2 separate regions of the Homo sapiens genome follow, and region 1 is linked to region 2. A link is a contact called in ENCODE Hi-C data. All regions are on one chromosome and are shown on one strand. Each heading gives the region's core, a stretch centred on a gene start or an enhancer-like site at or near the end of the contact. The rest is flanking DNA. Distances are from core to core; before and after follow the strand shown. Region 1 has its middle 25 kb from the start of NR0B1. Region 2 overlaps IL1RAPL1 (interleukin 1 receptor accessory protein like 1).

The links. Hi-C counts contacts between places; a loop is a spot of excess contacts on that map. Pooled maps may share reads with other maps.
Region 1: a map of PC-9 shows a loop between it and region 2 (40-fold over the local background). The contact joins two enhancer-like sites. A Hi-C loop is called at or near these places in 2 of 168 maps with a recorded cell type or tissue (PC-9 and ascending aorta) and 2 of 50 pooled maps.

The regions. Positions count from the first base shown.
Region 1 is chrX:30,282,235-30,285,778 of GRCh38, forward strand. No RefSeq gene overlaps it. Among named protein-coding and RNA genes, the nearest start is that of NR0B1, 25 kb to the right of the region's middle. RefSeq lists a silencer at 58-159, an enhancer at 843-2,042 and cis regulatory regions at 1,192-1,932, 2,023-2,169. Within about 2 kb of position 1,362, at least 6 of the 41 ENCODE cell types and tissues checked have a DNase peak (open chromatin) inside an H3K27ac peak, as active enhancers do; they include PC-9, where a contact is called at or near this core.
Region 2 is chrX:29,660,198-29,663,941 of GRCh38, forward strand. All of the region lies in intron 5 of IL1RAPL1 (interleukin 1 receptor accessory protein like 1), which reads left to right. Among named protein-coding and RNA genes, the nearest start is that of MIR4666B, 88 kb to the left of the region's middle. RefSeq lists an enhancer at 1,579-2,778. Within about 2 kb of position 2,079, at least 7 of the 41 ENCODE cell types and tissues checked have a DNase peak (open chromatin) inside an H3K27ac peak, as active enhancers do; they include PC-9, where a contact is called at or near this core.

The DNA of each region.
Region 1 (3,544 bases), core at 112-2,611, 620 kb after region 2:
TTTAGAATATTCCATAAATGTGGTTGATAAAGCAGCAGCGGGGTTTGAGAAGATTGACTCCAATTTTGACAGAAGTTTTACTGGGGTAAAATACTATGAAACAGCACTGTATGCTTCAGTGAAATATTTGATGAAAGGAAGTGTCAATCAATTCTGTAAACTTTATTGTTGCCTTATTCTAAGAAATTTTAAGCAATCGCCACAGCCACCCCAACCTTCAGCAATCAGTACCCTGATCAGTCAGAAGTCATCCACATGAAGGCAAGACCCTCCACCAGCAAAAAGATGAAGACTCACTGAAGGTTCAGATCTTCATTAGCATTTTTAGCAATAAAGCATTTTTTAAGCAAGGTGTGCATGTTGTTTTTGAGACACAATGCACACTTAATAAACAACAGTAAGTACAATTTTAAAATCCAGTAGGAAATAAAAAAATCTGTGTGACTCACCTTACTGCAATATTGACTTTATTGCAGTGGTCTGGAACCAAACTTGCAATATCTCTTAGGTATGCCTGTGTATGAAAACCTAGATGTTCTACCTCAACATGTATCAGCTCAGCATGTTTTTAAAATTCTTCATAAAACAGGAACACATTTATTCTGAGTATTCAAAGCACTAGGAACCATTTCCTGACAGAGATCTGATCCTAGGGGCTCAGTGAGACCAGTGCCATTGCTGAATTGTACAATCGTTTATTTTCTTTGTGGAGTTTTGCTTCTTGTGTCTCACAGGCAGCAGCTCTCATTGCAGAGCAGGTATCTCAGAGATTGAATGAAGTTAACCCTTTTCTGTCATTACACCATTCTAAATATTTATTCGTCAAGCTTAATTCCTGTCTTCAAAATTGTACATCTCAGTGCTCCCAGTTTTCGCTCACATACTCACCATATGCTTGTCTGTAATTATTATGGCTCATTGACTATTGGTATTTGCTGGATGCTTTCCTCTTATTTTGCTTAATTCCTATTTTTTAATCTTTAGTGCTTTTTGCCTATCTCTGCTTCCATAGTGTTTATTTTGAGCTCATAGCTTATTGGTTTCTCTTTTCATATGTCATTCAAATTTTTTTCTATAGGCCTCACAGAGTTCTTACACAAAGTTTAGTCATCGATATCCTTCAGAAAATTTGTCAATATTTGATTAAACATCCAAAAACCTAGATCGATTGTTTGTTTAAGTTAATGTCCAGAATTGCATTCAATTCATATGAATAGTCACTACATATCAGTTTTGGGTTAATGAAAACATTTATACATTAATGGTCAATATTCCACATGATCACTTAATGAGCATTAGCTGAAGTGTGACCACGAAAACTAGCCCTAGCAACCCCTTGAGTAAAGACTCCAGAGTTTTATGTTGCTGTGCCATGATGATTCATTTGTATGAGTCATGTTTTCAGCAATATTTTTCTCCTTTGTCATTTCAAATTGTTGGTCAGCCTTTGTCACTGTGACTCATGGATTTTTACAAAACACAGAGAGATAGAATGGCTAAGGTCATTGGCTCTCCCTGTCCTTTGTAAAATCTCAATCTATTAAATGATCATTTTGCCTGTTCCACAGTTCACATGGGGATAGAGGGAGATAGATTTTGAAGCAGAGAAGGGAAGAAAAAGAAAGAGATTAAAATTTGGGGCTGAGGTTGGAAAAGGACCACAGGTTGAGGGTCCTGGTGAGAGTAAGGGAACCTATATATAGTTCAGAGGCTGTCCTCCAAGGAGATGACAACCTTCAGAGGGATGGCTTGTGATGAGCTCAGGGAATCTGGACAGGGGCTCCCAGACTCACCAAGTGAGTCACAAACATGTCTTAGAAACAGTGAAACTATCTGACCTGAAGAGACTCTGACCAAGCCTTAATAAAGGCTGAAATTGCATTTCCCGCCAGCCTGGTGGGCTGAAGCTTGGGTTTAAATTCTGGCTTAATTTTATTCAAGCGGGACAAAAAGTGAATATTTCTTGAATATCTGAGCTTAAAGAGTAAGATTCCTCCCTACAACATATGGAAGTTAATCCAAAACTTCTAAGAATTCTCATGCTGTATGTGTCTACATCCAGGACTGATTACAATCCCTCTTAAACAAGTGGCTTCCAAGACACCCATGCTTATCTGCATCAAGCCAGCAGGAAGAGGAAAAACATGGAGGATATCAAGTATATGGTCTGTATGTATTAGCTTGAAAATAGAACATATCACTTCTGTTCATATCTCATTGTCTAGAACTCCATTGTATATCCAATAGAGCACCAACTACAAGGTAAGAAGTTATGCTCAGTGATATATCCTATTTATGTGTCTGGGAAGAAGAAGGCCCTAATTTGTAAAGAGATAGACAGTCTCTTTGGAATTTGTTCTTCTGCCACTATATATTCATTTTTCTTCCCTCATATGGAACACATTCACTTCCCTCCTCAAGCAACTGAAAGTCTATTTCACTCACTTCATCCAGGTGAACATCCAGGACTTCTGAGTGATGTGCACTCTTCTCCATATGATCCAGATACACTTTGGTTATGTAATGATAAATCAGGGGCAGAATAAATGTCATAAAAACTTTTATTTAGAATAGAGAAAAATGAAAAACCCCTAGCAGCCACCGATCTGTGGCAATTATGAAATCCTGCTGAGGTACAAGACATTTCTTGATTAGACCCTGAATCTCTATCTGGGAAAAATTCCCCGGTCCAGGTCTACTGATTGAATTTCCCAATCACTTTTCTTGCAGAAACATACATCCGTCATGCTAGTCTCTACAAAAAGGAATGAGAAATTGCACATATTTAGAGAGCAATTGGAGTGCATAATTTTTTTATATTTTTATGACTTTTTCCAACTTTCACAGTTCTCTTGTTCACGTCTAATTTAGCAGCAATTTATATTTGTGCAACTCACCTTGGGCATTTAAAAGTATTTAATTTTAATGTAAAGAACACTTTATATTGGTACTCATTTTGTATGTGTAATATTTACCTAAAGTATAAAATTACAATAACAAAATAGGCTTAAATAAAATTGTTATTTAACACAGTAGATTCTTGGTAAACATATAACTCAACCAGTCTGAGCTAAGAAAAGTAGGGCATTCTAGACAGGCATTGTTCAATCTATGCTGGGAGACAGTTCAAGTGTTTAACAGAGAGAACGCAGGGTTTCATGTAATCAGGAGTTGATAAGTAGACCTTAGCTAAGAGAATTTCTCCTTTACTTTATGGCCTTGGGGATTTTGCTAAGCCTACCTGAAGCCATTGGTTCTCATTATTTTATTTGTCTGTATTTTGAAGTGCTTCAGTATATTGAAGAGATAGGGCTGGATGACCCACAGCAGAGTTGAAAAAAACAGATAGTTCTTGCAGGGCCTGAGACTATGAAGGAAACAACCAGGATCCTGAAGCATGGTGGATCCTGGAGACAACCAGGATCAGCTCATGAATTTGCGGCAATTTTCCAGGGATTTGGAAAGCGTTCAGGAGAGGCTGCATTTGAGCTACATGATGTCCAAGCTTGCCAAAGATTCCTATATTTTAAGCATGGCAAAGAAG
Region 2 (3,744 bases), core at 829-3,328:
TCGACATGAGATTTGGATGGGGATGCAGAGCCAAACCATATCACCTTGTCAGGTAGATCATTTGCAGATAATTTCTTCCATTTTGTAGGTTGTCTCTTCACTTTGTTAACTGTTTCCTTTGCTGTGCAAAAGCTTTGTAGCCTAATGTAATCTCAATTATCTGTTTTTGCATTGGTTGCCTGTGCTTTTGAGGTCTTAACCAAAAAATCTTTGCTCAGAGCAATGTCCCCTAGCATATCCCCAATGTTTTTGTCTAGTAGTTTTATACTTTCAAGTCTTATATTTAAGTCTTTAATCCATTTTGAGTTTATTTTTGTATATGGTAAAAGATGGGTATCTACTTTTCTGAATATGAATATCCATGTTTCCCACACCATTTATTAAAGAGACTATCCTTTCCCCAATGTATGTTCCTGGTGCCTTTGTAAAAAATGAGTTGGCTGTAAGTGCATGGGTTTGCTTCTGGGCTCTCTATTCTGTTCCATTGGTGTATGTGTTTGTTTTTGTGCCAGTACCATTCTGTATTGGTTACTATTGCTTTGTAGTACAATTTGAACTCAAGTAGTGTGATGCCTCCAACTTTGTTCTTTCTGATTAGGATTGCTTTGGCTCCTTGGGCTCTATTTCGTTCCATATGAATTTTAGGATCTTTTTTCTACTTCTGTGAAAAATGACATTAGTACTTTGATAGGGATTGCAATGAATCTGTCAATTGCTTTGGGCAGTATGGTCATTTTAATGATATTAATTCTTCCAATGTATGATATGAGTGTGGGATGTCTTTTCATTTGTGTACATCCTCTTCAACTTTCTTCATCAGTGTTTTATAGTTTTCCTTGTAGAGATCTTTCATCTCCTTGGTTAAACTTATTCATAGGTATTCTATTTTTTGTGCTATTGTAAAGGGGATTTCTTTCTGAGCTAGTTAATTATTTGTGTATAGAAATGCTACTAATTTTTGTATGTTGATTATTATCCTGCAACTTCACTGAATTCATTTATCAAATCTAAGAGTTTTTTGGTGGAGTTTTTAGATTTTTCTATGTATAAGATCGTGTCATCAGCAAGTAAGGATAATTTGACTTCTTTCTTTCAAATTTGAATGCCATGTATTTCTTTCTATTGCCTAATTGTTTTTACAAAGACTTGCAGTACTATGTTGAATACAAGTGGTAAAAGTGGACATCTTTGTCTTGTTCCAGATCTGAGTGGAAAGGCTTTCAGTGTTTCCCTATTCAGTAAGTGAAGGATAGTAGAGATTAGCCAGAGCTTATCTCATAATAAATGACTATGACATTAGCCTAAAATATGAAACTTTCCAAGACCACTTCCCTTTGGGGGATCACAAGGAGATGAGTCATCAGTCACTGCCTTACATTTTTGAAATATAAATCAACATTGAATAGTAAAATTAGCCTTATGGATAAAAAGAGGTGACTAAACTGATTTATAAAAACTTGTCTCTGGATAATTAATCCACCCTAAACTTGCTTCTCTTATGTTGTCTCCACATATGGTTAAATGGTACCACCATTCATGTGTTTGCTCAAGCTCATAACTAGGGATCATGCCCCTTAACTCATGAACATTCGTTTATAATTCACATCTAGTCAGTCAGTAAATTTTGTTAGTTCTACTTACCAAATAGATACTTAAGGGAAAAAAATTCTACCACTTCCACCACCAACACTGTGCCGTCGCCTTTCAGTGGACTGCCTCAACATCTTCCTCCCTGCCTTCCTGCCTCCATTCTGCCTCTCTGCCTCCACACCACTTCATTCTCCCAGACTTGAACACCAAAATGCCAGAGTGATACCTCTGGTACAAATGCTACTTGGGGCTCTCTTATTTTTAAAACTCTCCAAAGCATTCCTCTTATACTTAAAATAAAACCCAAGTCCTTTCCATGTTCTACAAGGCCCTTCCTGCATTGGCCAGTGGCTATCTTTGAATTCATTGTCACTCTTTTTTTACATCATTATAGATACAGTGGCATTCTTTGCCCTCTCTTAAGCATGCCAAGTATACTCCATCTCAGCACCTTTGAACTTGCTCTTCCCTCTGCCTGGCATAAACATCCTCCAGGTTTTGCTATGACTCACTTCCTCCCTTCTCACAGATATGTTCCAAATGATCATCAGAGCAAGCTTTCCTGACAGTTTTTTCTAAAATAGCATTTACATTAGTCTCTATCTCTTTAGCTGCTTTAATTTTCATAGTACTTATAATCACCTGGCATTATATTGTGTGTGTATCAATTTATATGATTATTTTGCATCTCCTTCTCTGGAATGCAGGCTTCATGAAAGCAGAAGTTTTGTCTGTCTTGTTCACTATTATAGCCCCTAGTACCTGGTAGAGAGGAAATATTTTAAAAATATTTTTTGAATGAATAAATGAATATTTTTATAGTTTAATTACAAACCACACTTATCAAATTAAATGAACAAAATACTAAGTATCAAAGCTAGCCAAATGAATTCCTTGGCTTTCCTAAATACATGTCTTTTGATGGATATATTATGAGTTACTTCCTTGGAAGTATTTGTTCTGTCTCCTTGGCATGACTCTTAAGTTACCTTGTATATGTTGTTAGTTTAGTCATCAACTGACCTCCCCGCACCTTTCTGTTCAGTTGCTTAGTCACTCCTCACTCTTTGAGGCTCCTGAGGCTCCATGACTCCGTGGTTAGTCACCACAATTATTTGCAACAGAAAGGAGAAATGTTGCCAACCCCAAAGCATTAGAGATAAGTGAAAAATAGAGCACCCCTTTCACCCCAAGTGGATTCACCTAGTAAATGTTGATGTTTTCTTCTGTCCATTTCCTTCTTCTGCAAGGACCATGAGATTGTGTTTACATTCTACAGCTCTCACAAGATGTATGCTCCAATATTAGAAACTAATGTTTAAACATTCCAGGCCAAAGAAAGCAAAACTGAAATTCCACTCTTGAGTCATTCAGAGGTTGAAGCATTATGGGTGATCCAAGTTCCCCTGACTATCTGTGAACACAGGCAGTTGTTTGTCAATTCTTTTAAGTTAAAAAAAAATGCACAAACAACCTATTGTAAAATGGAGTGAGTCAGTGCAATTGCACAAAGCATGTTTTATTGTCAGCTGTATAAATCTGTGAATATTTTTCGTGACCAGTTTTAGTTGGTGGATTTAAATGAGGTCACCAAAAAGTTATCTCTGAGTATAGCACTCGCCACAGTGCATCATAAATATGCTCTCATCTATGAACATCCTTATGAATGACTCTATGTCTTACTCATTCTTTTATCTCTAAATTAGTACTGACTATTTTAGGTCCTTCATAAATGCTTTTGAAATTGGATTATGGAGGTATTTATAATTATCTAGATTATAAGCTCTTTCAGGACTAAATGCTATGTTTTGTTTACATTTGATCCCCTTATAGTCCTGTACATTGCCTTGCATATTTAAAAGTCTTTAGAATATTTTTGTTGAATTGATTTGTTAAGTATAGATCAATCCCCCTGCTATGGAAACTAATGTGGAAAGTGTTAATGATTCTTAAATCAGGGTCTAAACCCCTTTTGATCCTTTGGTTGGATGTCCAGTTCATTATTTCACAAATAGTAATATTTTTCTTGTCAGGCTATATAGGCTGCTAAATGCTATTATCCCAAACTTTGATGGATATAATTAGAACAGATTTATTTTCCGTCTACTATATGCAGGAACTTAATCTGTTTTCCTATTAAATCCTCACGACAAT